Linked DNA regions of Homo sapiens: regions 1 and 2 are each linked to region 3. The links are chromatin loops, found by intact Hi-C in ENCODE. Cell type or tissue: PC-9. All regions are shown on one strand. Each heading gives the region's core, and the rest is flanking DNA. Links, peaks and the distances in the headings are about the cores only. Region 1 has its middle 33 kb from the start of TPBG. Region 2 has its middle 190 kb from the start of UBE3D. Region 3 overlaps UBE3D (ubiquitin protein ligase E3D).

The links. Hi-C counts contacts between places; a loop is a spot of excess contacts. Peaks named below come from ENCODE experiments on the same cell type or tissue, not always from the same donor. Only the 100,000 strongest peaks of a DNase experiment are listed, where the experiment ranks them.
Region 1: it touches region 3 in a loop (12-fold over the local background); 8 of 110 quality-filtered maps call a loop at or near these places.
Region 2: a loop joins it to region 3, with 8 times the contacts of the local background. A loop is called at or near these places in 3 of 110 quality-filtered maps.

The regions. Positions count from the first base shown.
Region 1 is chr6:82,326,988-82,335,522 of GRCh38, reverse strand. No RefSeq gene overlaps it. Among named protein-coding and RNA genes, the nearest start is that of TPBG, 33 kb to the left of the region's middle. In PC-9, for the core only: no CTCF peak of the experiment used is centred there; a DNase peak (open chromatin) is centred at 3,992; H3K27ac peaks cover 1,347 bases.
Region 2 is chr6:82,871,270-82,879,804 of GRCh38, reverse strand. No RefSeq gene overlaps it. Among named protein-coding and RNA genes, the nearest start is that of UBE3D, 190 kb to the left of the region's middle. In PC-9, for the core only: no CTCF peak of the experiment used is centred there; a DNase peak (open chromatin) is centred at 3,854; H3K27ac peaks cover 2,060 bases.
Region 3 is chr6:83,050,612-83,059,146 of GRCh38, reverse strand. It overlaps UBE3D (ubiquitin protein ligase E3D), which reads left to right. Exons shown (of 10, transcript NM_198920.3): 2 at 1,125-1,321; 3 at 4,909-4,999. Among named protein-coding and RNA genes, the nearest start is that of UBE3D, 11 kb to the left of the region's middle. In PC-9, for the core only: CTCF peaks have their summits at 1,196 (motif pointing right), 3,383 and 3,582 (motif pointing right); no DNase peak of the experiment used is centred there.

The DNA of each region.
Region 1 (8,535 bases), core at 305-8,304, 720 kb after region 3:
CAGAGAAATGAACTTAGTTCCAGATTCACATCTATAAGTTTGTGAATTTAGTTATCTACTATATTTTTATAGCTATAATGGAAAAACTAATTAGAACTTGAGTGTAATACATAGAAGTAGATCAAAAGGAAACACAAGGAAGTGCAGTGGTTAAGAGCATGGATTTAAAGTCAAACTGCCTGCAGTCTAATTCTAGCACTGCTGGCACTGCCATTTATTAGCAGCATAAATTTGGGCAAGTAAGGTCACTTCTGTATGACTGTCTCCCCATTTATAAAATCTGAATAATAACTTCATCTACTTTGGAAGATTGTGACGATTAAATTAGGTAATATAGCTAAAGCATTTAGAATAATGTCTCATAAATAGCAAACACCATGTAAGTATTAGAAGATAGAGGATCTTCACAAAACATAACTGTTATATAGATATTCATCTATTGAATTGACAAATGTCTGATGGTCTGTTTCTGTATACAAAATTGTGTTAGGTGTTATAGGGAGTACAATAAAATGCAGTACATAATACTAGATCCCAGAAGGGAAGAGGTAAGATGAGAGTCTGAGCTAAAGCAGCAGAAGTGATAATGAAGATGCATGGATAAATTTATAAATTAGAAAACACAGGTGGGCACGGTGGCTCACAACTTAATCCCAGCACTTTGGGAGGCCAAGGTGGGTGTATCACCTGAGGTCAGGAGTTCGAGACCAGCCTGGCCAACATGACAAAACCCCGTTTCTACTAAAAATACAAAACTAGCCATATGTGGTGGCACATGCCTGTAGTCCCAGCTACTTCTGAAGCTGAGGCAGGAGAATTGCTTGAACCTGGGAGGCAGAGGTTGCAGTGAGCCAAGATCACACTACTGCACTCCAGCCTGGGCTACAAAAGCGAAACTCTGTCTCAAAAAAAAAAAAAAGAAAAGAAAACGTAAGACATGATGACTGATTAAATGTGGAAATGAAAGGAAAAGGGACATAAAAAACGTCTCTTACTCCATCTATTAGCTTGTATGTTTATATAAAATATATTGTAGAATGAGGGAGGAAATGCAGAGAAATAGACTTCGAATGAAAGATAATGAGGTTGATTTGGATATTTCTAGGTTGTGGTACCTATAAAAGTAGAGATAAATCTGGAGCTCAGGAGAAAGGGATCCTGGAATTAGAGTTGAGATCATTGTAGAGGCCATAGGAGTCACTGAAATCACTCAGAGAAGACATTCAGAGGGCAAAAGAAATTTAGATCATACCAACATTTAAGAGACAATTTAAGAGGCTAACTCAACAAAGCCAGAAAGAATAGTTAGAAATGTAGAGACACCAAAAGAGTATAATATTGTGGAAATAAAAGCTGGAAGAAGGTCCCAGATGCCCAATTGTGACTGAAGCTGGGAGATTGAATATGATGAAGAGTAGAGATAGATCCTTGTATTTCAAGATTCAGTGATTGAGTTACAGTAAGTTGGTAGATACATTGTGGATAATGGCAATGACTTAGATGTCACCTATAGGACAAAACTGGAGTTTCTGTGGTTGCCACCTACTCACTGACTTGCTGAGCAAACTACTCATACTGTTTAAGCCTCAGCGTTTTCATCTGTATAAACAAAGCTACTAATGATACCTACTTTATTTGATTCCTGGAAAAAATGTAAGCTGCACAGTGCCTGGTACACATTATTCACTCAACAAATATGGCCTATTACATATAATGGTATTATTATAGTTGATTGATGAGAAAATGATAGGTTAGGACGTGGAGTCTATGAGGAAAGGAAGCAAAGACATAAAGCATTCACTTGAGTAGAAAACAGTGTCCAAGGAAAGATATATATGTGGTAGAGAGAGGCTTGAACATGTTTTTTAGGCAGAGAAGAAGGAGTCAGTAACTTAATAAAAATAATACTGTTATTGAAAAAGGAGGCTTCTTTATTTAGAGAAAATTTTTTCGTAAAGGAAAAATTTCACAACGAGATAATATGACAAGTTCAATAAATCAATAACAGAGTAATATTTGGATTGAAACATCTTTGAGTGAATCTAATTTATGAAAACACCTACACTTTGTTGGCTGTTCTCAAGAAAAGTGAATGCTTCTTCCATGAGGTGCTTTCAATTTATAATTTTTTATTGCTTGTGAAATGAAAGCTAATTCTTGAAAAATGTAGCCAAGAGTCCAGGCAGGTTTACCTAGATGGGATATCAGCTCTTTCTAACAGTTTTTCTAGTCATGTGAGAATCAGAAAGGCATGTGTGTGTGTGGCAGTGGAGGGGTGAGGGGTTTGTGGGGAGAGAGAGAGAACAAGGCAGGCAGTCAATCTTTCAGACAAATCTCAAGCTACCAGTAGGGTACAATGGAAAACACTGATTCCTGTTGGCCTTAAAATATTCAGCAAAGTTAAATATCCTTTTCCTGCAATTAAAATAGCTTATATCAAAAAGACAGGTAATAATAGATGCTGCTGAGGATGTGGAGAAAGGGGAATCCTAATCCACTGCTGATTGGAATGCAAATTAGGACAGCCACTTATAGAGAACAGTATGGAGGTTCCTCAAAAAAATAAAAATAGAATTACCATATGATCCAGCAATGTCACTACTGCGTATATATCCAAAAGAAAGGAAATCAATATATCAAAGGAGATCTGCATCCTCATGTTTATTGCAGCACTATTCACAATGGCCAAAATATGGAATCAACTTAAGTGCCCATCAACGATGAATGGATAAAGAAAATGTGGTATGTATACACCATGGAATATTATTCAGCCATAAGAAAGAATGAAATTTTGTCATTTGTAGCAACATGAATAGAACTGGAGGCCATTATGTTAAGTGAAATAAGCCAAGCACAGAAAGACAAATATAGCACATTCTCACTCACAGGCGGAAGCTTAAAAAGTGGATTTCCTGAAGATAGGAAGTAGACTGGCAGTTACCAGAGACTGGAAAGGGGAGGGGATAGAGAAGAAGAAGGGAGAAGGGGGAAAAAGAATATAAACGTATTTATTACCACTGAACTATAGACTTAAAAATGGTAAAGATAAGCCGGGTGCGGTGGCTCACGCCTGTAATCCCAGCACTTTGGGAGGCCGAGGTGGGCGGATCACGACTTCAAGAGATTGAGACCATCCTGGCCAACGTGGTGAAACCCCATCTCTACCAAAAACACAAAAATTAGTTGCATGTGGTGGTGTGTGCCTGCAATCCCAGCTACTTGGGAAGCTGAGGTAGGAGAATCACTTGAACCTGGGAGGCGGAGGTTGCAGTGAGCCGAGATCCCGCCACTGCACACTCCAGCCAGGGCGACAAGAGCGAAACTCTGTCTAAAAAAAAAAAAAAAAGAAAGAAAGAAAAGTAAAAATAGTAAATTGTGTATGTATATTTTATCTCAATAAAAAAAAAAAAAGAAAGATTCCTTTTAAAAAAAAGTAGCCCCTACCAGAGTACATGGAGATCAGCAGCCCCACAATGGCCACAGAAATGAGAAAAAGGGAAAATGGCTGGAAAGTACAGAATACTTTCAGTAAGTAACTTGGTTCAGAAAACAGCCACTCCCAACATTATGTTTTAAAGAGGTGTGATGAACCATTTTGACTGCCAGATATCATTTTGAGCTTTGCCAAATTAATCCTTATGCTTGTCAAACTGAAAGTTTAGAAAAATGTAACAGCTACTTCTTCACGATTTTGCCTAAGAGTTGAGCCTGCAGGCCAATGAAGAAGGTCCTTTTAGCTCAATCTCTATACCCCTCCAATCCCTGGACTTCCTCCCTCAAAGGCTCCGGGCTCAGTCAGTAGAAAGAGAAGAAGACTGAGTGAAATGCATGTCACTGGACTTACTTTGCCCTCTTATGGCAAAGGCTGAGCACAGCTCATTTCTGTGAAACTTCTCTGTTGAATTCACACTTTCTTCCTGGCCATCCGTTGTCAGCAGGAAAAGAATCTAATGGGCCAATTCACACAGAGTTGCTGATGACTGAAAATGGTTGATTATGAAATCCCTTCAGGCTATTTACATTTGTGGGAGAGAATTCACAAAAGCACTGACTCTGAAGGTAGGAATTTTAAGTACCTAGGAATGATCTAGGAGAGATGTATGAAGACTTAGAACTCTTCCTAGCACTTCACCAATTTTATCATATAAACAACAGCATATTCTTAACTCTGACAATTCTTGGCAGGCTAGAGGGCTGAGGATACTAAGAATAATAATCATGTGACCAGGGTCCCAATTCTAAACCCTGCCTAGAAAAGAAAAGTCTTCATGACCCAAGAAAACAAATTACCTCCTTCTTTTGTGCAGCCCTCATCATGGACTTGCTGTGACAATTAAATAGATCTTGTACTGATTTTTTTCAATCCATTGGTTAAAAATGTATTCCCAACAGTTATTCTAATCTGAAAAGAGAAGAAAGAGGGAAAAAGTGGTTCATGGAAACTGTACTCTAAAGTAAATGCTCAGGCCATTTTAGGAAATAAAAAAATTTCACTGATGAAACATTTAGTCTAAAACAACACTGAATAAATATTTATTAGGTTGTATCATTTGTAGGAAAGATACTATACTGTTGTGGGCAAATATAAAGGAGAAGACTAATAAATTACTATGTAGTGAAACATAGTAAACATAAATATGAGAAGCAGGTCTATAACCCAGAACAAGTGTTTGTGGATAGGATGTGGATGAAAGGCATAATAAAGTTATCAAACATTGCTTTACACCAAAGACAATAGCAAATCCCTGTCTTTATGTAGGGAAATTGCTTTCACAAACTTTTTAAAAATTTGATCCTTATAACCACCCTAAGATGTTAGGTAATAGAACATTAGAAATTCAACTGCAGCAGAGATCCGGAGAGAACAGAGGCTTATCTAAAAGGTTACATAGCCGGCAAACAATTTTGGGGAGGGATGGGAGAGGAGACAAGACAAAGTCATCCTACTTAGCATAATTATTGGCTGGCACACAATTTTACTATACCCTCTGTGGAAACTTAGGGTTACTCAAGTCTCAATAATTCTTCACTTGTTCACATGCAAAGCATCTTATTTCAATTTGATTATTCACTACCCCTAGGTATTTAGCTCAAGATAGTCTCACTCATGTGAATTGACACATGTACAAATTTGCTCACTTTCTGCATTGTTTTTAATGACAAAAGTTTAAAAATCACATAAATGTCCATAACTTATTTTATCCAGTAGATAAGTTATGGCCCAACCATACAATAGAGTACTGTGCAGCTGTCAAATAGAATGAAACACTTCTCTATTAATATGGAAAGATCTCTGTATTCACTTCCTAAGGCTGCTGAAACAAAATCCCACAAACTGTGTGGGTTAAGATAATAGAAGTTTATTGTATTACAGTTCTGAAGGCTAGAAGTGATACTGGTGGCGAATCCATATGGGTCTGCTGCAACCTCAATTTTTGCCTCCTCAGAAGAAAGAATTCGACTGAGGGGCATAAGGCAGAAGGAGAGACCAAGACACATTTTAGAGCAGGAGTGAAAGTTTATTAAAGAGCTTTAGAGCAGGAACAAAAGAGAGAGTACACTTGGAAGAGGGCCAAGTGGGCGACTTGAAAGACAAGTGTGTGTTTTGACCTTTTGACTTGGGGTTTTATAAATTGGCATGCTTCTGGAGTTTTGTGTCCCTTCTTCCCTGATTCCTCCTTTGGGATGGGCTGTCCTCATGCACAGTGGTCTGCTAGCAGTCGGGAGGTGAACATGCTCATTTGAGGCATTCTTCCCTTACTGGTGGCATGTCCCTGGAAGGTCATATACCAGTTAAACTTCGCCATTTTGCCTCTTAATGTGCATGCTTGAACCTACTTGCCCGACTCCTGATACATACCAGGAAGCTGCTGATCACCAGTTTCAGGTTTTTTCTATGCATAAGGAGACTGCCTTTCCCTGGCACTGGCTGTAACCAATTATTATTTTAGAGAGACAGTTAACAACTGCCTGATCATCACCTGATGGTTGTCTGACATTCATGGTGGTGGGGGGCCCTTTCCTGCCCTTCTCATGCCTGACTAGCTACCTACTGTAACAGAAGTCCCAAATCACGGTGTTGGTAGTGCCATGCTCCCTCTGAAACCTGTAGGTGAGAATCCTTCCTTGCCTCTTCCTAGCTTCTGGTAATTTGCCAGCAAGCCTTGGGGTTCCTTGGCCTGCAGTTGCATGACTCCAATCTCCACCTCTGTTGTTACATGGCATTCCTCCTCTATGTCTCTGTCTCTTCTTATAAGGACACTAGTCACATTGGACTGAAGGCCCGTCCTACTCCAGTATGACCTCATCTTAACTAATTACATTTGCAACAAACTTATTTCCAATAAGGTCACTTTCTGAGGTATTAGAGGTTAGGACTCCAAGATACTTTTTGGGGGGATACAATTCAATCTATAACAATCTCTAAGATAAATTATGTAAAACAACAACAACATGCAGAGCAGAGTAGATGGCATGATACGTTTGTGTAAAAGAAATATACACACAAATATTACACAAATGTTTGTAAACTCATTAGAGTATCTCCAGAACAATTCATAAAATGCCAGTGGCCTTCATGCAGGAGAACTTTGTAGCTGGCAGAAACAGGAGAGAAGAATTATACTTCTTAGTTATTGCTTTTTTTGTACTTTTTGAATTCTGTGTTAACTATTTTTAAAAATTCCCTTCCACAACTATTCTTCAGTTACTGTGAATCTATTTAACATCCAATTCCCTCAAATATTAGGAGAAGGTATTGAGATCATTTTTTTCTGGGCTGCTCTGGCAAGATTAATCAGAAAGGGAATTCACTCGGTTTAATGCCAATCTGAAATATTAAGTAGAGAGAGAAAAACCAGAACCAAGATGAGATAATGGGCTCAGAAACTGTGTGACCAGAATCCAAAGCTAAGCAAACACATATGACAGAAGTTGAGTTCAAATTCTCCAGCAGAATAATTATGGATGTGAGGGCCAGGATCAGAAATAGCAAGGCAAGTCACACACACAGTGGTGTCTTAGTGGGCAGTATTTTCTAACCCTGCCAGTCCTAAGAATCATCTTTTCCGCATACTCTGCTTCCATCAGTCTGAGGCCTTGGCCACAAAATCTGAATGTTTAATATGTGCAGAGAGAAAGTTTGGCAAACACTAAAGATTAGAGAGAGAACAGAGGGAGGAGAGAGACTTAATGACTATCTTTGGTGTTACCTCTTTATCTATCTGATTCTGCCTTAAAATTAACCCTGATCCTAAGGTATAAGCAAGCTCTTCAGCTCAGGACTATTTGGGGTGACCTAGCTTTTGCCTCACCATCCCACTGTTATCCTTTATTCATCCCTGCTTCTCCCCAATAACTCTAATATTAAAATTTCTCTGACATGAGCTTTTCATTTCCTCCTGTATTATTTACATCCTCAAGGAAGATGGTCAAACTGATATTCCTAAGGGTTTCAAGTGAGAGTAAGCATAAGAGATCAGGATCTAGAATGGAATTGATAATGGAAGAACTACAATTACCCTTCAGGATTAAAATTAGGTCTTTCATAGGATGAAAATTAGGTCTTTCAACAGAATTAGAAAACATGCTGTTGATTAAAAAAATTTTCAAACTATATCTTGATGTAATTTGTTTTGTAAGGAGTTAATAGTGTGCTGCTTAAATAGGACTGGTAGTACAATAAATTTGGAAAATACTAATAATTATTCCCTCTTTAAAGACTCACTGTGAATATTGTAGTTAAGGCTCTAAGAAGTCTTGATGTAAAAAAAACTGTTTGATTTCATTGAACTCAGAGTTTAGAAAACTTACTTGACTACATATCTCTTTTTTACACTGTACTTATTGAAGTTTTCTTGCAAATCTGCGGTTCCAAGAAGCATAGTGGATGAAATAGGACTATTTCTTGGCACATTTATATATTTAACAAACATTATCAAACATTATCTAGAAGAATAAACTAGGCAAAATTTTTTTCCACAAAACATAGGGAATTTTTTTTACAAGCTCCTTTACTAACATGCATTATTTTGTAATTTTGTTTTTAAAAAATATAGACATTTTCTTGAATATTCTTCTTTCTAAAATATGATTAATATGAGAACACACTAGATTGTTGATCTAGTAAGTGTTGGTTTATTGCCTAAAAAGAAACACCATATTATCAACAGAGTATATAGACAACCTACAGAGAGAAAATATTGAGAAACTATATATATCTGACAAAGAACTAATTCTAGAATCTATAAGGAACTGAAACAAATTAACAAGAAAAAAAATCCTTTAAAAAGTGGATAAATGACATGTGTAGACATTTCTCGAAAGAAGATATAGAAATGGCCAAGAAACATGAACAAATGCTCAACAACACTAGTCATCAGGAAAATGCAAATTAAAGCCACAATGAGATACTACTTTACCCCAGTCAGAATGGCCATTACTAAGAAGACAAAAAACAATAGATATCAATGTGGGTGCAGTGAAAAGGGAATGCTTTTCTACTATTGGTGGGGATGTAAATTAGTACAACCACTA
Region 2 (8,535 bases), core at 105-8,104, 180 kb after region 3:
ATATTAAAATATACAGTACTGGGCCACGTGTGGTGGCTCATGCCTGTAATCCTAGGACTTTGGGAGGCCGAGGTGGGCAGATCACATGAGGTCAGGAGTTCAAGACCAGCCTGGTCAACATGGCGAACCCTCCTCTCTACTAAAAATACAAAAATTAGCCAGGCATGGTGGCTCACGCTTGCAATCCCTGCACTTTGGGAGGCCAAGATGGACAGATCAATTGAGCTCAGGAATTTGAGGCCAGCTGGCCAACATGATGAAACCCTGTCTCTACTAAAAGTACGAAATTTATTAGCCAGGCATGGTGGCACATGCATGTAATCCCAGCTACTTGGGAGACTGAGGCAGGAAAATCGCTTGAACCTAGGAGGCAGAGGTTGCAGTGAGCCGAGATCACACCACTGCACTCTAGCCTAGGCATCAGAGTGCAACTCCATCTCAAAAAAAAAGAAAAAAGAACTATACAGTACTCAATTATTAGCCATATTCACCATATTGTAGTATTGATCTAAAAAAAATCAAACTGATGATAGTCAAAGGGGACAAAGCCTCAGTTAGATGGGAGGAATAAGTTTAATTTCTTTTGAAATTAATTCCACAGATATTATAACCTACAGGCACACATAATGCACTAGCTACAACACAGAGGAGAAATGAAAGTAATTTATAATAAATACTCTCCACTTTAATATGGAAATGCTCAGTTTAGGACCACACTGGAAGACCTGGGGAGCAGTCTATGCCTACACCACACATGTGCAGCTGCACGTGCAGACTCACACAAGTGGGTGGTCTCAGTGACTCACTCTGGCGGCATCCCAGGGAAAGTGCCAATCCAAACAAAGTGAAATCTCCCCTCAATACATGGTAGCTGTAAATCTGGAAAATTCCATGTGTATTAAAATCATGCAAAAACATACTTTGTTTTTCTGCATAAAACGAAATTAGATTCTGGGCTCAGATAATTATAAAAACCTGTCTCACCTATAGGAATGTCTGACAAAACATCCAATATTTGTGAGGGATGTGGAACAATTCTTTGATGGGCAGTGCTGTGCTGTGCATTGTGGAAAATTTAGAATCCCTGGCTTCTCCCAAATGCCAATGGCACTCTCAAATATTACGACAACCAAAAGTAGTCCCATCAATTTCCAACATGGCCCCTAGTAGGCAAAATCATCCCCACTGAGAACCCCTGACCTAGGTGACTGGGTTTATGAGGAGGTAGACTCAAAAAATTTAAGTGAATCACCAAAGTTGACATTGCTAGGAAGTGGCAGGATCAGAACTATATGTGTAATTCACATCTGTTGACTCTCAATCCAGTGCTATTTTGTTAGGTATATTCACACACATGTAGCCATAAATGTATATGTTACATTTATATATAGATGCATACACGTATGATAAAATTTGTTTTATTGAGAAACTATCTAGTCAACATTTGACTACATCTGAATTTCATAAAAGCCTGTTCTGACATTTCAATTAAAATTAGTTCAGTCATACTGCTCAACTTAGGTGAAACAGATATGCAACACAGGCTAAAGGCAGGAAAATGTTGCATCTCCTAATTACTACAGACTCTTCCATTTCTATGTGGCTGGCTGGGTAATCAGACCACCTTTCCACTGAAGCAACCACTTTCTACTGAAAACAACTGCAGAGGTAGGGGAGTCCCCAAGACCACCCTCACTTCTGACACCAATTACAAGTTTGGGGTCCCCAAGATAGCCACAAACTTGAAACCTTGCTAGAAGGATTCACATAACTCACTGAAAGCTTTTATACTCACAGCTGTGATTTATTATAGCAGAAGGATACAGATTAAAATCTGCCAAGGCCAGAGACACACGGGGCAGAATCCACATATGGAGCTTCCATTGGCCCCTCCCAGCCAAGTCATGGACAGTGCCAACTTCTCCCAGCAAGGATGTGAGAAAATGTGCACAGAGTGTTGTCAACCAGGGATGCTCAACTGAGCCATGGCTTCCAGTTTTTACTGGGGCTCAGTTGCTTAGACCTGGCTGCCCGCCTTAAAACTGACCTTTAGTTTCCAGCCCTTCTAGAGCTCGAGCTGATACCATGTGACTCACAGCCCCAACTCAAAATCACATCATTAGGCTATTGGTGTGGACCAGGCTCTCAGGTACACAATGGCATTCATATTGGGCAGTACATTCCAAGGGCTTAGAGATCCTCTCCCAGGAGCCAAGAGCAAAGGGCAGATGGCTCTTGGTTAATAGAAGACCCATCTGCTCATAATGCTACTACCTCAAACTATAAGGGTAAGTCAGAAAAGAATTCACCTCATACCCTCCTCCAAGAGAGTGCAAGGATGTTTACCTTGGCACCAAGCAGTGACAGAAAGAGGGAAAGCTATCCCTGAGATATTACCACAAGCTAATCTTGACACAGATTTGCAACCTAGCCTCCCAGATTTGCAGTCCAATAAAACCACAGGTTGTAAATGTTGTTTAAATTGGCTTTGAAGTGGTAGTGCCTTCTAGCACTTGGCAGAAGTAAATTCCAGTCCTCTCTGGAGGAATATGCCTTTATCCTAGGCCTCGAAGAAGTCTCACAGTAAATTTTCTGAAAAAAAATGAGCAGCTTATAACAACCCAAGAGTAGGAACCAACAGAATAAAAGACAGCAAAAACAGACCTGCAAATACTTTGGATATCAGAACTATCAAAGAAATGATAAAATAACCAGGCTTCCTCTTTTTAAAGACATGTAAAACTCTAAATACTGCAAAAGACACTAAGAGAGCTTAGAAAAATGAATCTATAGAGTTTTCAAAGATTTGAGCCTCTTCACAAAACACAGGTAGACAATAAGTAGAAATTATTGTTTATAGAGCTGTGGATAAGCTAGGTTGGCTTTAGTCAAAAGTGCATTCTAATTTTTGTCCTTCTTGATTTAAAAAGTAGAGATCTTATGATAAATATTACTCAGTGCTATTTTAAAAAGAAGTGTAAATACAGCTGTTCCTCATTTACTATGCCTCACTAAAAAATAAAATTAATTGGGTCTACCATTTATTAGCTAGTTGCCATTGGACAAATTACTTAGTAACATTAGTCTAAGTTTTCTGTGAAATGAAGATAAGAATAGCATTGACTTCATTTTTAGTAAAATGAGGATGGGGATAGTATTGACTTCCTAGGAGTATTGTGAAGAGTAAACAAGATGATGCATGTCAAATGCCCAGCACACTTGGCTTATAGTAATTGATCAATATAATATGGCTTTTTTTTTTTTTGGAAAAAAAAAGGAAAATGTGATGTTTTAAAGATGACTAATTATGGGCAACTATTTGCTTGATAAAATTATACACTATGGTGTTCCTTTAAAATGAGGTATATTAACCCACATTGATTAAAACAATCTTTTACTCCTGGACAGAAAAGTCTGCCATGGAGGCAGAGAGGAGAGCCAGTGGGGCCCATTGTTTACAGGTGTTTACCTTGTCAGGTCATTATATTCTTCCAGTTCCATTTCCTTCTCATGTCTCGCTTTTCACTTCCCTTCAATTCTCATGTCTTTCCACTCAGTGAACATATAAACAGTTGGACAATCTTTAGCAAAATAACACTTAAAACATGTGAAAACTATTTTATTACCTCTTCTTTGTTGATCAAGTTGAATACATCAGCTCCTTTAAACTTTTTGCTTGGCCAGTTTTCCAAACCTTTAATCATCACTATTTTAGAACCTACGAGAGTTTTATCATATGCCATTTAAGTGTGGAGCCCAAGGAAGACATTCATTCAGTGATGGTCTGACTAATGCTGACTCATCTGGAAGGTGAGTGTCCTGCTCCTACTTATGTTTCCTAGGATAGTATTGTGCCCGATGTTATTCTTTCAGGGGTTGGCAACTGAAAGAATTTGGCCTGTAGGCCAAGTCCACCCACTGCCTGTTTTGGTAAATATTTGAGTGTTATTAGAACACAGCTACCTGTATTCATTTAAGTATTGTCTGTATCTACTTTTGTGCTGCAACTGCAGAATTCAGTAAGGTCTCTTGTGACAGAGACCTTACGACTCAGCAAAGCCTAAACTCTGGCCCTGTGATCACTGAGTGTCAACTTGATGGGACTGAAGGATACAAAGTATTGATCCTGTGTGCGTCTGTGGGGGTGTTGCCAAAGGAGATTAACAATTGAATCAGTGGGCTGGGGAAGGCAGACCCACCCTTAATCTGGTGGGCACCCTCTAGTCAGCTGCCAGCGAATATAAAGCAGGCAGAAAAACATGAAGAGGGAGACTGGCCTAGTCTCCCAGCCTACATCTTTCTCACATGCTGGATGCTTCCTGTCCTCGAACATCGGACTCCAAGTTCTTCAGTTTTGAGACTTGGACTGGCTCTCCTTGCTCCTCAAGCTTGCAGACAACCTATTGTGGGATCTTGTGACTGCGTACATTAATACTTAATAAACTTCCCTTTATATATTACATTTATACTATTAGGTTCTGTCCCTCTAGAGAACCCTGACCAATACAGGACCTTTGCAGAAAATGTTTGCCAACTCCTGCTTGAAAATGTTACTCTGCTCGTGAGCCATATTTACCCTGAATACCTTCTCTCCAGCCTCATCTGTCTCTCTCTCCTTGCTCTCATCTCTCTACCACCTCATATCTTTCTTCAATCTCTCTTGTCCACTACGCTGAAGCCACACCTGCCTCCTTTCAGTTCCAGGAAAACACCAAGACCTTTCTTGCCCAGGGACTCAGCACAGGCTATTCACTCTGTCTAGACAGCCCTCTCTGTCTGGAACAGTCTTCTTTCAAAAGCGGATTGCTTCTCATTGCTTTCCAGCTCATATCTCAGAGAGGTTTCCCTAACCACTCTACTCTGAATAGTTCTTTCTCTCACATATCAATTATTCTTTTCCACATTACTCTGCTTTTTCCCTTCAAAACACTTATCACAACTGGAAGTTTTTTATTTATTTCCTTGTTTAAGGCCCCTGTCCCCCCTTGTTCTGTGAGTTCCCCGAGTGAGAAACAATGTCTGTTTTGTTCACCACTCTATCCCCAGAGCAGAGCACATAATATGTGCTCAATAATAAATTGCTGAATAGATGAACAAATAAGAGGCAAATTTGCACGTATAATGACCTTCCTTTTATTTTGTAATTTGGATTTTCTCTTTAAATGTAAGTACTCCACTTTGATAATGTTTGTTATATTTTCTCTCCTTTGCTCCAAATTATCAAGGTCCTGTGGTATTTAAGGTTTTTTTTTCTCTCCTTCATGGTAATTTTTCTCCCAGTGTGATGCCATTTGCAAACTTAATGAATACTATTTGGTTATTTATGTGGTTAGGAGCAGAATGAGGAAGACAGGTTGTACTGACTGCTCTGTTACATTTGGGACATTTCAGTAATAGGAACACTGAATCTTCACAGAGAAAGCCTCAGCTCATTCCTGAATGAGATGCTGAAAATAATGTATTAGAATATTAATGAATACCTCATAAATTGTTTAATGTTGGTTTCTGGAATATTTGTACATTGATGCCAGTATACATTTTGATTTCTAGAAAAGCATTCCCATAAGCCAAAATTGATTATACTTACATGCTTTAATTACAAAAATTTTCTGCAGTAAATATCTCTTCACAGTAAAATGAGATACACTAGAGAAAATTGGAATTCTTAAGCAGTGTAACAATTATGGCTCTGATTAAACTCCGTCTCTGCTTTGCAGTGATGGTCCGGCCAAAATGAAAGTTTTTCTGTTGCTGGCTCCACTGTACACATCTCCTCACCTAACACCCATCAGAACAGCCCCCGAGGCAAAATCCAACAGCTCCTTAACAACTCAAGAACACTATACAGAACTTAGAAAACGTAGTTAGGGCCAGTAATTCTCAGAGTGTGGTTCCCAGACCAGTAGCAGCATCACTGGGAACTTGTTATAAATGCTAATTCCTGGGCCCCACCCCACCCTACTGAATTAGGAACTTGGTGGGCTGTGTTAGAGAAAAGCTGTACCATGACCCTTGTTAAAGATGGTAAGACAGACATTATTCAAAGGAAGGTACTACAACAGGGTTTTGTAATAGGAGAGAGATTGGGCTCAACTCCGAATACAATAAGGATGAGTGGGAATTTATAGCTGTATTAGTCAGGGTTCTCTAGAGAGACAGGACTAATAGCATAGATGTATATATGAAAAGGAGTTTATTAAGGAGTATTGACTCACACAATCACAAGGTGAAGTCCCACAATGGGACGTCTGCAAAAAGGAGCAAGGAAGTCCCAAAACCTCAAAAGTAGGGAAGCTGACACTGCAGCCTTCAGTCTGTGGCTGAAGGCCTGAGAGCCCCTGGAAAACCACTGATGTAGGTCCAAGAGTCCAAAAGCTGAAGAACTTGGAGTCCAATGTTCAAGGGCAGGAAGCATCTAGCATGGGAGAAAGATGGAGGCCAGAAGACTCAGCCAGTCTAGTCCTTCCACGTTCCTCTGCCTGCTTTTCTTCTAGCGGTGCTGGCAGCTGATTAGATGGTGCTCACCCAGATAAAGGGTGGGTCTGCATCTCTCAGTTCATTGACTCAAATGTTTATCTCCTTTGGCAATACCCTCACAGATACACTCAGGAACAATACTTTGTATCCTTCAATCCAATCAAGTTGACATTCAATATTAACCATCACAGTAGCTAAGGAGCAGGAAGGGATCAGAGGATGGGAACTTACTTGAGGAAACATCACGAATAGGGGAAATTCTGGCTAAAGGGACCTAAGAGGATTCTTGCAGAAGGCAGGCCAGGGTGATCAGACATCACCTAGGCGATGGTGGATGATCAGATATTCAGGGTAATTGTATCTGGAGGGTGGAGAATTCTAGTTAAACTGATTTAGTAGGATTCTTGCTAACATGGACAATGCAGAAACAAACACAGAAGCTTAAAAGCCAGGGTCTCATTGAGAAGAGAGTTCAGAGGAGGCTGACTGGAATTTGGTGAAACAGAGAATCTTTGTCAGGTGCTGGAGAGGCAAGGAGAAAGGAAGTCAGCGATCTGTGTTGTAACAAGCCCACCAGAAGAATCTAATACAGGTGAACTACTGAAGTAGGCAGAAAAAATTTATTCCAGGTGGTGTTTAGGTAGAAAATCTGTGTTTTAACTCACTTATGTAAAACACAGAGGTCCCCTAGCTACGTATGCTAAGGAGTGAAGCTTTCCAACTGGGTCCATTCTCTTCTGATACCTACTAAGGCATTGTTTCTGGGATGAGTCTCCAAAAGTCAGCAAATTTCTTCTCTGGTCTGGAGGGCTTTTCTTCAGGTAGGTTTTACACACACTTCTCCTGACTCAGATGTGAGTAATAATTGGGCCAGGACCTTTCTTCTCTGCAGTCTACATTACACACTTACTTGCCAGAACTTTGACTTTCCCCACTTTTTTTTTCATTAAAATTGACCTTGGACTCTCCCTTGTTAGACTTGCTCTACCTTGCGGGCTGAAATGGAAAAGAGATTTTTACATCTGAGTAGTCATTCATTAACTTGAGCATGCAGGATCACTGGATGCCTGTTAAAACAATTGCTGACCTCCCTTGATCACCACCAAGTTTTTTGATTCAGTAGGTCTGGAGTAGGTTCAAGGATCTGTATTTGCATAAATTCCCAGGTGATGCTGATGTTGCTGGTCTGGGGACCACAGTTTGAGAACTACTGTTATGGAAGAGTGAAAATTAATTTAATTCACCAAACAGTACTCAAAGTTTTTAAAACAAATGTGTGTTTACTAGGTATGTTAGTCCGTTCTCATGCTGCTAATAAGGCCATACCGAAGACTGGGTAATTTATAAAGTAAAGAGGTTTAATTGACTCACAGTTCCACCTGGCTGGGGAGGACTTGGGAAACTACAATCATGGCAGAAGGGGAAGCAAACATGTCCTTCTGTCCTTCTTCACATGGTGGCAGCAAGGAGAAGTGCTGAGCGAAGAGTGGGGAAAGCCCCTTATAAAACTGTCAGATCTCATAGGAACACACTCAGGATCATGAGAACAGCATGGTGGTAACTGCCCCCATGATTCAATTACCTCCCACTGGGTCCCTCCCATGTCACAGGGATTATGAGAACTATTGTTCAAAATGAGATTTGGGTGGGGACACAGCCAGATCATATCTCTGGGTACTTGTCCAAAGCATATCCTAACTGGGAGGATTTTAATTTTTTAATGCTTTTTTTTTCAACTTCATATTAGCCAATATGGTAAGGAGCTGATGGTATGCTACAATTCACAGGCCCCAGGTACAGAAAGCTGTACCTGAGAGATTGGATATCTCTTTCCAATTCTGTTCAGCGACATCATGTTTGTAGCTTGAAATCATCCATGGCAGCAGTATCTATATCATGGAAATCAGGCAAGCATTATAGATCAGGGTTTCTCTCCCACTCTCCCAAACTGATTGTTTAACATTTACCAGCACACTACTGGGAAGAACCATAAATAATGAGCATACAGGGTAAGATCTGAAATTTCCTTGCAGTAGTATAGACGTGAATTAGACAAGG
Region 3 (8,535 bases), core at 358-8,357:
GCCTCCCAAAGTGCTAGGATTAGAGGAGTGAGCTACCTCGACCTGCTGATTTTACATTTTTTAAGGGTTGTTTTTTAAAAAATAAAAAGTATAATATGTATTCTACTTTGAGACCATACATGGCTCATAAAGCCTAAAATATTTACTATCTGGTCTTTCACAGAAATAAAGTTGCTGACTCTTGTTTTAGAGGATCATTATTTCTTAAACACCATTTCTTGAAATTGAACTTTTGACTCAGGTTTGAAACTGTCATCCCTGCAAAAAACTCAGATGCTTAATATTCTGTATTGCTAACTAAGTGCAGATCCATATGCTTTGAAAAGGAACTAGCCAGAAAGTAGCTATAAGATTTTCTAAGGCAGATTTCTAAGGCCTAACCAAGATCCACACCTGAGCACATGGTCTACCCTCTGTACTCAGATGACACTCAAGCAAATGGCTTGCTGTCTGCACTTAGTTGACACCATGTGGATGACCTGCTGTCTGCACTTAAGAGGGAGCCATGGTACTTTGTACCTCTGTTGCATTGCTAAGCGTATTGCAGTTTCAGAGGAGGGTCATTTCCATAGATGCCTTTATCCCCTCTATACTTTTGATGCCTGGGGGCTTTTGACAGGGACTGTGTTTTACTCTTTATTGCCTATACTGAGTAATTTGTGTTTGCTCTGAATTGGATTAGTAAGTCCTTTCACACCTGATATTCATACATCACTGTATCGTTTTCTTCATTAATTCTTTTTATTCTTAAAATTGACAGGTTTTTGTCTTGTATCATTGTTTCACTGAATCTTGGTCTCTTTATTAAAATCTTGTATATGAAATAACAGTACTTTGCTCTGATTTACTATAAAACATTATTTTAGTGCTCTTCTCAGAAGGAAGAACCAAAAATCTGTCCCAGGACTTGCATATTATGGTGATGGTGAAGGGCACTCTGATCAGATCTAAATCTAGTGTAGGTTGCTTTCCTTTATGATCTGCTTGCTGCTGTTTTTCTGGGGCAGTGACTTTAGAGCTCCTATTGAAGAGGAAGAAAGAGATCCTTGGCCATTTTTGTTTCTTTCATCATGTGGTTTTCATTGTGAGAAATAATTTGTTTGGGTTTTGTTTTTAATTACCAGAGAACCGAAAGAAGGAGGTATGCCCATGAATATTTCCATAATGCCATCTTCACTCCAGATGAAAACCCCTGAAGGCTGCACAGAAATCCAGCTTCCAGCAGAGGTCAGGCTTGTACCTTCCTCTTGCCGTGGGCTACAGTTTGTTGTTGGAGATGGACTGCACCTGCGACTGCAGACGCAAGCAAAATTAGGCACAAGTGAGTAATATTAGCACTTCTGCTGCTGTATTTACCTTTTTGTTATAAACCAAAGGTGATTTTTCCTTTGATAAGTTGAACTTTTCCCAGGTGAAGGGGTTGAGAAGCTCTAGGGTCTTTGTCAGCTCTGCCAGTTATTGGCTGTATGCAATTGAACATGTTACTTAACCTTTCTGAGGCTTCTTCCCTCCCTCCCTTCCTTCTTTCTTTTCCACCCACAGCAAAATTGAGCAGAAAGTATAGAGATTTCCCATTTACCCACTGCCTTGTTTCTTTAATTGTAAAATTTTCTGGCTCACAGATGGGAAGATTAAATCAGATGGCAGTTGTATAAGACCTGATTGATTTTAAAGCATTACATGGAAATTTATTCATTCAACAAATATTTTGGTTTGTGCTATGTGCTAGGCATCAATCTAGGTTCTGGGGATACAGAGTGAACAAGGTAGGGGAGGTGTCTGCTCTCATGGAGCTTACATTCTAATTGGTGGGAGCAGATAATGAGCAAACAATTTAAATATTAAGAAAAGTGTTATGATAATATAAAACAGAATAATGGGATAGGGAGTGACTAGGGTTGGCTGAAGGATGATCAGTGAAGGCCACTCTGAGGAGGTAATGTTTGACCTGAGTCCTGAATAAGGAAATCCTATCCATGTGGGGACTGTTCCAAATAGAGAAAACAGTACACAAAAGGTCCTACAGTTGAGTTTGATACTTAATTTGATTTTAACTTTTACTATGCCTGTTATATTTACAACATTTTGTAACTGGTATAATGATTCGGTAAGGCAGTGGAAAATTTGCTTTTTCTAAGACCTCAGGGTTATTTATTGTATAAAATTATTGGTTCATTACATCTATTACAATGTACGTAATATATGCTTTGGGGGATTAAAATTATGTCAAAGGGGGAAATAGGCTGTAAAAGACTTATGTGATGTTTATTATCAGAGAAAGATTGTAATTCTTTCAGCTGCACACTGACACTTCGCTGCTGCCTCATCTGTAATAAACCTTTCATCTGCGCTGTGTGGATCCTGGAGATGGGGTCAGGAGGAGTGTTTGGAAGAGCCATTTAGGAGATGTTGAGTATTCCCCTGAGTCTGTGCTCTTGGCTTTTGTGAGGAAAGAGAAGATAGAGAGGGTTTCATTTCTTTTTTACTGGAGAGCAATTTTTGCTCAAGTCCTGGGTTAGTGAATAACTAGTTTGAGTTGGGCAGGGTTAGTTTTAGGAACAAAGGGTAGGGAAAAGAGATGTCATGGCACTTAAATGTTGTAGGATAAATACTAGGAATGACTGTTGGAATAACCATAGCAAGAAGGTTAGGGTCACCGAGCTGGGAAGTAGACTCCCTGATTGCACCTAATAATGGGCAGAGAAAGTGTTGTTTCAGGGAAGAGGCCATGGGAGGCTGGATGTTGTGTTGTCATCACCTTCTCCTTCACAACAGTTACCTCTTTCACAAGAGTAACCACAGCAGGAATTTTGTGTTGGGTTCTGAGATTTGGGAAAGGCAAGCATGAAAGCCACAGTGGAGTGTTTTCTGGGATTGTGATTTTAGAGATGGAGGAATAGAGACCACCAGGGACATAGTATTGGGTTTTTGCCCATCCATATTCTGTATTCTGTAACTGAATATACAAATATCAAAACTGGAATTATTTTTAAAAATTTAAATCTGCAAACATTGTTTAAACTATAGGACAAAATAAATTGACTGCTATGTGCTGATTTGCATATTGTTTGTGTTCACTGGTCTCCTATTTCTTTACACTTTTAATATATTTTGCTCAAATATCTGAAAAGGAAAATTATCAAAGTCCTGTTCCATAGTGCATGAAAGAGTATGCAAAACAGATTCCTCAGCACTTAATTGCCTGAGTGCTTTCCATATAATAGATGGTGTATAAATATTTGTGGAATGAATAAATATGAATAGATATGTACTGGTGTGAACTTGAATCAAACTGTTTTGTAGGAAGTGACTTGAAAGTTTTAGCCTTCAGTTTGTGTTTCAGGGTTTTTTAAAAAGATGACTTTTCAATGCTAAGAACACCCTTTTAAGGACAACTATAGTAAACATCATACTGGTATACTGCTATTTTGAGTGTCAAACTGTGACCCTCGGTGTGGAACTAGCTACAGTAGGATCTATTAGAGCACACGCATTAGATTGATCCCCCGCAGCAACGCTCTCCCAGGATTCCTCTATATCAGAAACTGAATTTTAAACCCGACCCAGTGCATCATGCTGGGTGGCCAGCAGAGGGTAGTGTTTCACTGAAAATTTGTTTGTGGGTCTGGAAAAAATATTTTGGATTCCTAGGTCTCCTTTTAATCTGCTCAAAGTTAAAGAATAATACTGTTTATTGCACCTTAGTGCTATAGGGATTTCTGGCCACCCCTTAAAAACTGTTAAGATTTTTAATTGCCAAGGCGTAAACCTTCTAGCATCAGTTTTTTAAAATCTTAAAATACATACAGAAAAACACAAACCAAATCCACATTGCTTGATTCTGATGGATATGACCTCATTTCTTTAATTAGATTTTTATAGACATATTTTAGTTCATTCTTTTAAATGAAAGTTTCCTTATTTCATAAAAGAAATAATAGAAACTAAGGGAACATGCGGCCTTATGCTGCTCTTTCCCATAGTGTGAGAAATATACATTTTTCCCCACAGCTTTCAACGTTTTACCATAGCTTTCATTAGAAATTGATTTTTGATCTGGGAAAACTGGACTCTTTTTGGAGCCATTTCATTCCCAGGGAGGTGTCCAATAAACATTAGTTTGAGATCTTTGTTTGTTCATATGGTTATATGCTAGACTGGACATAAACCTTATTTAAATAAAATTAAACTCAAAGTTGGCTGGGCACGGTGGCTCACGCCTGTAATCCCAGCACTTTGGGAGGCCGAGGCAAGGGGATTACGAGGTCAGGAATGCAAGACCAGACTGGCCAAGATGGTGAAACCCCGTCTCTACTAAAAATACAAAAATTAGCCAGGCATGGTGATGGGCGCCTGTAATCCCAGCTACGCGGGAGGCTGAGGCAGAGAATTGCTTGAACCCAGGAGGCAGAGATTGCAGTGAGCCCAGGTTGCGCCACTGCACTCCAGCCTGGGTGACAGAACAAGACTCCATCTCAAAAAAAAAAAAAATTAAACTCAAATTTAAGAGCTCTATTTGTTCACACTGATGAAACACTATTGTGAGACACAGCAGAGGGAAGCTGAGAATGTTGGAGATCTGTGTAGTTAGCTTGATGAGAAGGAAATAGTTCTTTTTCACTCATCCTTAATGTTGGTATTTTTAGAATGAGAGAACTAACAAATGCTACATGCGTAATCTAGAGCAGTACCTGTCTCTGGAACACTTAGCAAAATCTGTTGTTTTCAAAAACACTTCACAATATTTGCTTCTGCTTGAGTCATCAGATAGTATTAATTAAATGTGTACTTCTGGGTGGATCATAAACTGTTTATGGATGGTAATTTATCGTGGCTATTGAACTGTTTAAGTATGTTAATATATTTGTTTCAATCTCTAAGATTAGCTATTTCATTGACTTCCTTTAGAACTGATTTCAATGTTTAATCAAAGCTCGCAAACCCAAGAATGTTGCACGTTTTATTGCCAATCCTGCGGTGAAGTCATAATAAAAGACAGGTAAGGAATATATTTAACACTGATTAATTCTGTGCCTGGCAATGGTTATCTCTTTTTCTATCAGAATTTTTCAAGTAATTGCCAATGGAGTAGTATATGGCCTTAAAGTGAGAGCCAGCTTAATGTCACTTTGAACAAAATTAGCCACAAAACTTGCTAGCAATCGCAGAGTGATTAGCTCTTAGGGACATAAAGGGGAGCACTAGGATGCTGGCTTTGAGAGAGGAGTGCTTATCTTGGCCGAAAACCTGTGCTGATCACTGAAGCACCTCCCTCCTGAAAAGAAACATGGGACCTGTCACATTTCATCCAACACGATGCTGAGTGACATTTTCCACATTCAGTGATTTTTTCCACATAACAAGCTTTTGCACAAAAACTTTTTATTTGAACTGTTTTTATCAGTGCCTTTCTAAAATCCATTTCCTATTTCTCCTGCTTATTAAAACAGAGCATACAGAGCACAAATTAACCTTTTGTCAATGATTAGGTTAATTTTGTCATTTATTCTTGCCATGTGCTGTGATTGCCCTGTTGAGATGGGAAGGACTCTTTGTTGGTTTTTTCGTTGTTGTTGTTGTTTTTGGGTTTTTTTACAGTCCCTAAGGCTTTTTAATTTCTTTTTCTTTTGTCCCTCATGTCAGCCTTCTTGTTTCTTGGGCACAAACCCTTCCTCCTAAAATTTCAGCCACGAGTCATTCATCAGCTGGAGAGACAGATTAAATCCTAATTATTGTTAATACTATTTAAAGAATTTAGAGTTCTTTATTAGATGGGTTTCCTGAGCCATGTTCCTAAGACTTATAAGTGAACGGATCCTTCCTGTCTGAAACCTGCTTCTCTTCCAGTGTTCCTTATCTCAGTAATGCTGTACTTCTACCTGTGTCCTCAAGGTAGAAACCTGGTGTTGCCAGAAGTTCCTCCCTCTGGAGGCAGGGGAGTCCAAGCCTTCGGCTGTCTTGGGCTACACATAAAATACACTAACACTAACAATTGCTGATGAGTTTTTAAAAAATTGCCAAAAAAATCTCATGTCTTAAGAAAGTTTACGTATTTGTGTTGGGCCACATTCAAAGCCTTTGGGCCATATGCTCTAACGTGGGTCAGCTTGCTCTAAGGGGTTCCCCCCATATCAGTTGCCAAGTTCTTTTGCTACTTTCTTCATAGCATGTCTTACATAAGTCCACTTTCCTCCATCCCAGTGCCTCTACCTTAGTTGAGGCTACTGTTTGTTCACCTAATTACACTTGTTGCCAACTCCTCATCCATTGAGCCTCCCTGTAGTTTTGTCCTCTCATCTGATCTATTTTAGCACAGCTAAGTAATTGTTCTCAAATGCATCAGGCTCTGCTGGTCAAACCCCTCCATGGCCCCCCATTTCTCCAATATAAATTCCAGAAACATGCTACATTAGGACCTTTATGAGTTTACCTCTATTTACCTCTCCACCCTCACATTTCATATCTCTTTCCCCAACCTATTCCTCCTCCCCCAAAAAAACATGCCATTATTGACTGGCATTCTGTACACAGCTCTGGTGATCAATGTGCAGCCCCACAGCCTTTTCATGATATTTTTTCACCCTGGGGCCTTATGAAAGTGACTTCCTTTCCTGGAGGAATGCACCCCACACTCTGTCTCCCCCTCGTTGGCTCCTACCTGAACTTCAGAATTCAGCTGACGGGACAGGTACTGTTATGAGCCTTCTCTCAACCCTGGGTTGGTTTAGGTGTTCGTCTAAGGTTTATTTGCCTGTCTTCACAATTAAACTGTAGGCTCTCGGAGTGCAGATAATCTTGTTGTCCCCTGTATCCTTTATCCCTACTCTTTTGAGAGTGCAGTACAGGGTAGTCCCTTCTGAGTCTGTCTAGTAGTACAGACTCAGAAGCCAGAGCAGCTAGGTTTGCACCTGCCATTTACTAGCAGTGTGACTCTGGGCAAGTTACTTAACCATTCTGTGCCTCAATTCTTTTATTGCAAAAATGTGGCTAACAGTAGGACCTACCTCATATGGTTGCTAGGAGAATGGAGTGAGTTTAAGTGTTTATGACAGTGCCTGGCACGTGGCAAGCATTCAGTATGTATTAGCTACTGCTATAATTACTGTTCTTATCATCATCATCATCCTCCTCAGCATCAGGCACTGTCCCTCATAAATAGTATGCTCTCAATCAATTTTTGCTGGGTTGAATTGAATAAACGTTGACATGTTTGTTTTGGCCTTCTACCAACCTCTCTTGCTTGCTTCCTGATTTCTGTCAGTGTCCCAGGTAGATGAGATGGCACAGAGTTACTCTGGCATAAGTGAGAGGTTACAAATGGAGGATCCTCAGAGTGACTGTCTTGAGTAAGAAATGAGGTGACTTTAAATTTGCAGAGGAGGGAACCTCATCTTTGCTTGAATTACCTAAGGGTTGAAGTTATTGCATGTACTCGGTGACAGGCCCACTTTATCCTGAAAGGTTCAGGGGATCTCAGTTTACATTGTAGTTGAACCAAGAGTGTTTTCCTTCTCTCAATCTATTTTAGGCGTTGGTTGAATTCTCAGAAGAAGTTTCTGAAACATGCATTCCTAGACAACAATAGGGATTCCTAGAAGTTACAGTTGGAACATGTTAAATCAGTGTAACAGTATTTCCGGGTTCTGCTTACAGTAAAGGATATGCTGGTTCATTATTGGCTGTTATTTGTGTTTCATTGGAACAGGATGATAATATGAAAAATCTTTTATCTGTTGCCCCCATTTTTTCTGTTCAGGAACTGTATCTTCTGTGTCAGTCCCTTTTACAGTCATGGAACTGAGAACTAAAAGGGCAGCACTCACTCTCCCTAACCCTGACCATCGGCAGGCCCTGGAGGCAGGAGCAGGAGAATGGGGACCTGGGTTTGAAATCCAGCTTCTTGACTTAGTAGCTGGGAAGTTGTGTTTGTACTACCTCAGGTTCTTCTAATACAGCCTTCTAATAAGGCCTATTTTCCAAACTTGTCAAGAGAGTTAAAGGATGTAACATATGTAATAGTTAATGCTCGACAAGGTCTTTTAAATTGGTTTTATAGACTTTCTACCCCCTTTTCCAGATTGCTCTTATTAGCAAACTAGCAAATTATCTAGTTTAGTGTTTCAAACCTTTTTGTTTCAAGACTGTGATTCACATACTCTGCAGGTGCCGAGGAAATGAATTCCCTTTCTCTTTTTCTCTCTGAGAAACAGTGGACTTGACTTAGCCTTTGCCTCATTTAAGCAAGGCTTACCCAAAAACCTTTTCATGTCACACCTGTGTGCCTGGCATATGCATGCCTCTTCAGTAATGCAGAGAAATCCTTAGTAAATGACTCAAGGCTTTGCTTACCTGTAACTCTTAGGTAGCATGCCCTGTGACTGAGTTGTATGGAAAAAGACGCTTCCTTAAGTAACTGCACATGGATTTCATGTTGACCATTAATGTCAAACCCAGTGTTCTTCTTATTTCTCCCGCAGTTATCTGTTTTATGTGAGTGGTAAGGACAACTTTGTGCTCATTAAATAGAAAACAAGA